2 separate regions of the Mus musculus genome follow, and region 1 is linked to region 2. Evidence: chromatin contacts called from ENCODE Hi-C data. All regions are on one chromosome and are shown on one strand. The core of a region is the stretch at or near the end of the contact, and the rest is flanking DNA. Distances in the headings are between cores, read along the strand shown.

What was found. Hi-C counts contacts between places; a loop is a spot of excess contacts on that map.
Region 1: a loop to region 2 is called in a map of heart, with 16 times the contacts of the local background. The contact joins the promoter of Zic2 here to the promoter of Sox21 in region 2. A Hi-C loop is called at or near these places in 8 of 37 maps with a recorded cell type or tissue (gastrocnemius, heart and left cerebral cortex).

What each region holds. Positions count from the first base shown.
Region 1 is chr14:122,473,041-122,476,983 of GRCm38, forward strand. It overlaps Zic2 (zinc finger protein of the cerebellum 2), which reads left to right and starts at 2,344. Exons shown (of 3, transcript NM_009574.3): 1 at 2,344-3,707. The coding sequence starts at 2,636. It overlaps 2610035F20Rik (RIKEN cDNA 2610035F20 gene), which reads right to left and starts at 2,159. Exons shown (of 5, transcript NR_045046.1): 1 at 1,863-2,159; 2 at 1,408-1,562; 3 at 1-137.
Region 2 is chr14:118,234,978-118,239,093 of GRCm38, forward strand. Sox21 (SRY (sex determining region Y)-box 21) reads right to left here and starts at 2,053. Exons shown (of 1, transcript NM_177753.3): 1 at 1-2,053. The coding sequence starts at 658. It overlaps Gm4675 (predicted gene 4675), which reads left to right and starts at 1,255. Exons shown (of 3, transcript NR_131969.1): 1 at 1,255-1,967.

The sequences.
Region 1 (3,943 bases), core at 1,094-3,593, 4.2 Mb after region 2:
AGCAAATCTCAACAAGAGTCTTCTTCCAGCGTTTTTGGTGATTTCATTTCAATATAAATTTCGAAGTATGTTGTTATTCTCTTGCGCGAATTTTATCTCAGTTTCCAGAGATTTATTAATAAAAGCAGTTCTCAGGCCTGCGAAAGGTGAAGGAAGACGATGGTCACGGGCTGAACCTTTACACTTCCCCAAACTCTTGGCCCGCAATTCCCTTTCCCATTACCTCTTACCAATCTGAGGGCGGTGGGACAGCCATGTTCTTAGTGGGAAGCCAGCCTGGGTTCGAGGGCGGCGCTTGGGAAGCTTTGCGGTGGCTTCACCAAAGAGTGACACTTACCGTAAGCCCCACAGTTTATTTTTTCTGAGGCCCTGATTCTGATACGGCAACAGCCAAATTAAGGCCTAAACCTTGCTTGATTCTGGGCATTCCACTTCCAGAACCAATGTGGCTGTGGACCGGGTCAGGAGGTATCCACCCGGAGGGAGACACTGTCTTTAAATGACGTCTAAACTGCCCCTCAGGGTCTGCTGCCTAGTTTACTCCTGTAATCTGAGCTGAACATGAGCGGCCAGGGCGGGGGGTGGGGAGGTGGGGATGGGGTGGGGGCAGGGGTGAGCTAAGTGCGCCCAGGGGCAGGTGGGGACCACCGCCTGGGATGGGGGCGGTGTATAGACGAATGTCCAGGGAGTGGAAAGAAGGGATAAGTTTGACTATCTGTGTCCACCATCCTTCATCCACGCTTTAACGCCTCAAAGCAAATTGGTCAAGGTGAGAATGGAGAAAGTAGAGTGCCTGTCCAGACTGGGAAAGACCTGTCCTTGTCAGGAAAAGTCTCTTCGCTCCCTCAGGGTCTCGGGCTTGGTGACTCTATAGCTAAGGGTGCTTTGGACTAGAGTTCCCGGATTTTTCGGTGTACTTTGGTAGTGGATGCAATCTCTGGGGAGTTGGTGGCCTCTGACAAAGTATACGGGAGCAGGATCGGGCGGAAGGGGACAAGACCCATAGACCTGGCACCGCGTTAGGCTCGCAGCTGAACTCTTGAATTAGCCGGCTGGTGACGGGAGCCACAGAGCCAGACGCGCGAACGAAACCCTGCATGCTGGCAGGCCCAGTCTATGGGTGCGTTGGGCCGCTGCTGCAGCTGCACAACCCAAGCGGGGCTCAGGGAAGGTGGGGCGGGCTGGGCGAAGGATTGACGAGGCCGTGATGGCCAATAGCGGTTTCTGGAGGGCGGGATGGGCGGGAGTCCCCGTTAAAGGGGCGGTGTGACCAGGAGGCCGAGCCTTGGATAAGGAGGGAGGGATACCCGGGCGGGAGACCCGGCGGGTACGCGGGGGAGGGGAGAGGAAAAGGAGGGGACAAAAAATAAAAAAATAAAAGGCTGCTGCTGCGGCCTCAGCGCCCACCGAAATAAACAGAGGCGGTGGCGAAGGCTGCCCACTGCAGCCGCGAGAGAGGAAGAACTCGTGTTGGCCTCCTAGCATTTGCTTGTGCCGAGGACTTCGCTCTGTCCTCGCTGATGCGAGCACTCATTCCCGGACTAGCGCCCAGAACAGATCGGCTGGAGGAAGGGGGAGAACCAGAGAACACTTTTTTATTGTTGTTATTGTTTTTCAGACTAGCCTCACCCTGCTCCCCTCCCCCTCCTCGCCTTCTCCCCTCCCACAGTCCCCCCCTCCCCTGCTCCTCCCCCTCCCTCCTCCTCCAGCCCAACTTAAAGAAAGAGGGGACGACGCGCCCGTTTCCTTCATCTAGGGGAATTCGTGACCGCTGCAAGTTTACTACTCCGGGCGTCGCCAATGCCAAGCTCGGAGGGCCAAGAGGGCTAAACCCCCGCAGCAACCGCGAAGCCGAACAATACCGGCAGCGCTCTGGGCGGCGTGAGCAAGGCCTCGGGGGAGGGAGCGGCCACCCGAGAGCGCCGTGGACTCGACGCCTAGCCTCCTCCTCCCGGCTGCCCAGCGCCCCTGCGGAGATCAGGTGGAGCGGCGGGTGCGCCAGGCTCTGGGGCTGGCGGAGCTTGTTGCTGTCCGCTCCCTGCCAGCTTGTGTGCGCACAGCCACTGCCCTAGGGCACTGTGGCCCCGCAGCCGCGTTGACTTCATTCGGCGGATGCCGCTGATCTCAGCCAGGCTCCTGGTCCGCCGGCAGTACAAGGCAGCTAGCGAGTGAGTGCGTGCGTGCGTGCGCGCGCGGGGGCGCGCAGGGGTGGGGGCCGCGGCGCTGAGCTCGCCCTCCGGCGGCCCCCCTCTCCTCCGCTCCCCACACCTCCCTCCGCTCCCTCCTCCCGCCCGCCCTCCCCTGCCCTGCCCGCCCGCCCCCGCCGCAGCTCCTTTAATACACTTTGGTTCTCCGCCTGGCTTTGGACTCTTCTCCTCCTCCACCTCCTCCTCCCGCGCCTCCTCCGCCGCCGCCTCCTCTTCCTCTCCGCGCCTTCGCTCGGTGCCCGGCCGCCTGAGGCAGATACAGGCGGCGGCGGCGGGCGCACCAGCCCGGCTCCCGAGACTGCAGTCGCCAGTATTTCCACCGCCGGTTCACGGAGCCGGGCGTCCAGAGGACGCGCCTCGCCGATCCGAAGAGGAAATCCAGGCGGCGGGGTTCACCGGCGCCGGCGGGGCGGCCGGGCGCGCTGGCCATGCTTCTGGACGCGGGGCCGCAGTTCCCGGCCATCGGGGTGGGCAGCTTCGCGCGCCACCACCACCACTCGGCCGCGGCAGCGGCGGCTGCGGCGGCCGAGATGCAGGACCGCGAGCTGAGCCTGGCGGCAGCTCAGAACGGCTTCGTGGACTCGGCCGCGGCGCACATGGGCGCCTTCAAGCTCAACCCCGGGGCACACGAACTGTCTCCTGGTCAGAGTTCGGCGTTCACGTCGCAAGGTCCGGGTGCTTACCCGGGTTCGGCTGCTGCAGCCGCTGCGGCCGCGGCTCTAGGGCCCCACGCCGCACACGTTGGCTCCTATTCGGGGCCTCCCTTTAATTCCACCCGGGACTTCCTGTTCCGCAGCCGGGGCTTCGGGGACTCGGCGCCGGGAGGCGGGCAGCACGGGCTCTTCGGACCCGGCGCCGGCGGCCTTCACCACGCGCACTCGGACGCGCAGGGCCACCTTCTTTTCCCTGGCCTCCCGGAGCAGCACGGGCCGCACGCCTCGCAGAACGTGCTCAATGGGCAAATGCGCCTAGGGCTGCCGGGCGAGGTGTTCGGGCGCTCGGAGCAATACCGCCAAGTGGCCAGCCCGCGGACCGACCCCTACTCGGCGGCGCAGCTCCACAACCAGTACGGCCCTATGAATATGAACATGGGGATGAACATGGCAGCGGCCGCAGCCCACCACCACCATCACCACCACCACCCTGGTGCCTTTTTCCGCTACATGCGGCAGCAGTGCATCAAGCAAGAGCTCATCTGCAAGTGGATCGACCCGGAGCAGCTAAGCAATCCCAAGAAAAGCTGCAACAAAACTTTCAGCACCATGCACGAGCTGGTGACCCACGTCTCTGTGGAGCACGTCGGCGGCCCGGAACAGAGCAACCACGTCTGCTTCTGGGAGGAGTGTCCACGCGAGGGCAAACCCTTTAAGGCCAAATACAAACTGGTCAACCACATCCGCGTGCACACTGGCGAGAAGCCCTTCCCCTGTCCTTTCCCGGGCTGTGGCAAGGTCTTCGCACGCTCCGAGAACCTCAAGATCCACAAAAGAACTCATACAGGTAATCGTGGGTCAGCAGTGGGAAGAGGCACCTCGAGGAGAAATAAATGCACAGACTGAGCGTGTGTGTGTGTGTGTGTGTGTGTGTGTGTGTGTGTTCGTACGCGTTGGGGAATGACCATCAGCCAGGGACCTGGAATGGGAGAGCGCAGGACAGCCAGGGCTTGTTTTTGTTGGAGGATGGTAAGAGTATTATTAGACTGGGATTTTTCCATGTGCGGAAATTGAACTTTTAAA
Region 2 (4,116 bases), core at 803-3,302:
CGGCGGCCGCCGCGGCCGCAGCAGCCGCCGCGGCCGCCCCGTGGAAGGCGCCCGCACCCGCCGTGGGGTACCCCAGCGACGACGCGTACGGCAGGCCGGACGACGACGACGAGATCTCTGCCATCTTGGAGCCCAGGTCGAGCAGTGAGTAGGGGCTGCCAGCGGCGGCGGCGGCAGCGGCGGCGGCGGCAGCGGCCGCAGACTGCGGGAAGAAGACGCGCGCGGCGGCGGCGGCAGCTGCGGCGGCCGCCTTCTCGGGGTTCGCGAGCAGAGACTCGGGGACCAGGCCGCCGCCCGCGCCCGCGTGCAGCCCGGCTCCCGCCTTGAGCGCCGGGTGCTCGGCGTCCGCCACGCTGCCCAGGCCGTAGGGCACGGGGAAGGCGAACTTGTCCTTTTTGAGCAGCGTCTTGGGCTTGCGCCGCGGCCGGTACTTGTAGTCGGGATGCTCCTTCATGTGCATGGCTCGCAGGCGCTTCGCCTCGTCGATGAACGGCCGCTTCTCCGACTCGGTGAGCAGCTTCCACTCGGCGCCCAGGCGCTTGCTGATCTCCGAGTTGTGCATCTTAGGGTTCTCCTGGGCCATCTTCCGCCGCTGAGCCCGCGACCACACCATGAAGGCGTTCATGGGCCGCTTGACGTGGTCCACAGGCTTGGACATGCTGTCGCCGTGCCGCGGCTGCAGCCCGCCGCCGCCGCCACCGGGGCCCTCGGCCTCCGCCCGGAGGAAATCAATGTTGGCTGCCAGAGGGAACCGGCTCAGCGGGCGGCCGTGCGTCCCCGCGTCGTTCCCGCGCGGGAAGAGAGGACCAGACGACCAGCCCTGGGTCGGGGCGCTGCGTCCCGGACCGCTTTGGTCTGTCTGGTCGAGCTCTAAGAAAAAATCCTCTCCGGGACCCTGAAACTTCTCCTCGGTGTCCCCACTCCGCGGTGTCACTCTGCCCTCTGCTTTTTTGTCCTCTGTCCCGTTGCTTTGGCTCGCCAACTCCCTGCAGGTGGCCGCTGCCTGGTTCTGCTCTCCCCTCTCCTCTGTCTTCAGCGCCTTAAAAGCCAAGCAGCCCCGAAAGTTGAGCGGCGGAGGATCCACCAAGTTGAGCCGAGAAGCCCGCCGCCGCGTGCTGCCAAGTGCCAAAGGGGGCTCTCGGCGGCTGGAGTGTTTGGGTTCTCCCCGGTGACTTTCTCATTTGACAGAAGCAGATGGGAGTGGGGGAGGGGTGGCCGCGAAGAGGAAGAGGAGGGGTAGGGTCGGGGCGCGCAGAGCAGGGCGGCGGACAGAAACACAAACACTGCAGCGGCCCGTCTTCTGTGTCGGGGTCAGGGCGCGCTGATGGAACCCCCAATCCTGTAGTTCTGCTGAGGGCTGACGCTGTCCCCGGGCACCTGCCTGGAGAATCTTGCTGCCGGGCTTTGGCACAGGAGAGGAGAGGAAGGAGGCGGGCTGAGGTTTTGAGTTAGCCTGAGTCGCCGGGCCTCAGTGGAGACTGTCCGGGTTCTCCGACTCGCTGCTGCAGGCTGTCCCCGGGGCCATGCTTGCTCCGCTGGCTCCCAGCTTCCCCGGGCGCACTGAAGGTCTCGGGCTCCCGGAGCACTCCAGAAGCGGAGGGCTGCTCGGTGCGGCGCGGCCGGCCAGGCCCGGGCGCCTTCTCCCAGCTCCGGTCGCAGCAGCCAGACACTTGCAACTAACTTCTCCCAAGTTTCCGGCCCGGGCTCAGCCGCGCCCCTCTCGGTGAGCGCGCCTCCGAGCGTGCGCCCGCGTGGGTGCCGCGCCCGCGAGCCCCTGGGTCCCGGCTACTCCGGGCGCCGCAGGCTGGAAGGATGCAGGGATCCAGGTCCTGGAGGAGGACGGGGATTAAAGAAAACGTGCTATATCACCTCAGATCGCAGGTCTGCTCTGGGGCTGCTCCTGCTTTCCCAGCTCCGGGCCCAGGCTTTCGCTCCGCCGCTTCCGAGGCGACTGCAGCCCGGCTCAGGTGAGTGTCGCCACCTGCGAGTGTTGGCGCCGGCAGCGGGCGCTGGGTGTGCATGTCCAGCCGCGGCCGTGTGTGAGTGTGTGTGTATATCCTGGGAGTGCGGAGGAGGAGCCGGGGAGTCCAGGAGGGAGGAGGGACCAGCGGAGCCTCCTCCCGTCCCCCCTCCCAACACTCCTCCTCCTACTCTTTTTTCACTTTGAGTGCAGGTTTAGGCGAGTGGAGTGTCCGCCGCGCGCCGCGGAGTCTGCGCACTGTTTGGAGCTTGGTGTCGCCGGCGGCTCCCCTGTTCTGCCCAGCGCTGCTGGTGCTCTGCTGGCTGCTCTTCCGGGAGGATGAAAGCGGTACACCAGAGGAAAAGAGCTTCAGAAACTGGCGAGGAAGAGGGTTGAGCCTGGGGGTGGGAGTGGGGGAAGAGTCTTTGAAAGTGTTTGAGACTGTTCCGAATGGCAAGAAAGTACTCATTTTCCTTGGAGGGCCAGGTGTGACTCGCAACAGACGCCTCCGGCAGTTTCTTGCCTCATGGTTGCACTCAGAGGTAGTGGAGTGGAAAGTAGCCCAGGATGGACAGAACATTTTTGGCAAGCCTTTGGAAAAGGAATGAGCCTAGGTTGAGCCCGCATCCCCTTCTGAATACACAGCTTTTTTAAACAGTTGTCTTCTGTCTTGTTTTGCCTTCTTTTAATTCTGGTCGTCAGAGCTATCTCTGTGTTGTTTCTTTAACGTTTGCAGTCTCTCAACGATAGGGCAAAGCTGCTTCAAATCAAAAGCATAAATCATTTCTCTAAATAAAAATTTTAAAAATGTTCTACTCTGACAGTTTTTATGCTGTTGAGCCAGTTTTCTTGCTTGGTAGTTAGAGCTATTATAATTGACGCTATACACAATCAAAAATCAAATAGCACCCCCGAATATTCCTGGGGAACCCCCCTCCTCAGGGACTTTGTGTTTCAGGCAGATTACTTGTCTTCCTTTGGCTGTTTGCAAGTAACACATTCGTATACACGGTTAGCTTTTTTTAAAATGTCTTTTTGCAATTTATGTCCAGTTTGTACACACACGGGACCTTTGAACCATTGATTTGTAATCAGGGCATTAACATGAATTGGTTTGCACTCCTATTTATTTAAGAATTGGGCTTGTTTTGTTGCTCATTTAAATTGAAGAAGGCGATGGCTTTTGAAATGTTTGTTGTGATAACAGACATGCCAGTCAGCAGTGGCATGTTAAGTGGGTTTCTGTTTTCCTTAGCTGTCATGTTTGTAAATGCTTATTTTGTATTGTTTTTGCTCTCCTGTTGCTAAAACAATTGAACTGATTCCTCTAGAATCATAATTCTTTACCTCACTTTTGTAGACACTGTCATTCAGACTCTGGGTGGTGCGATGCTAAGACTCTGGCAAGTGTAATTACATAGACTAGGATATTAAATACACTGTTTCATGATGATAAACTACAAAATTACTGTCTCTGAGCTTTCAACCTACCAACTTGCATAATAGTTTTGAGACAAAATATTACCCACTGTCACACAAAGAACATATATATGGGAACACAATATATGAAAACTGTTATTCACTAATTCTGAATAAAGTTGAGTCTAGTAATGAAAATTATCTTGACATAAAAAGATTGAAGGCTGAAGAAATCAATTTATGTTGGTAATTTAAATAATTTATGCGCTTCAAATTTATCTTATAAACATGCAATAAATTATGATTGCATAGAAATGTTTGTATATATGACTGAAATCTATGCTTATGTATGCTATAAGTTGTCAAAAATCAAATACATAAAACTTTTGTGAATAACCCCAGTATAAACTATGTAACATTGCCCTTTTAGCAAGTGAGCCAAGTTAGAAAACTCAGTAGAAAGCAGAGACATCATAAAAAGAAAATAATTGTGTGTGCGACCTGTGTTCATGAAACAAAACTTAGCACAGTTCAAAATGGGCGATGCTTTGGTTTATCACTTCTGGATTTTTGGGGGGGTGGGGGGTCAGTATTCTTGTCCTGAGACCTTCACATCTGAAGAAAAGAGCATCCTCAATAATTGTGAGATAAAAGAAAATAGTTTCCCTGTTACCCATCAACCTCCAGACCCCTCTGGCATGAGCCCAGCAGAGCTTTTAATAAGGGAAAGCCCCAAA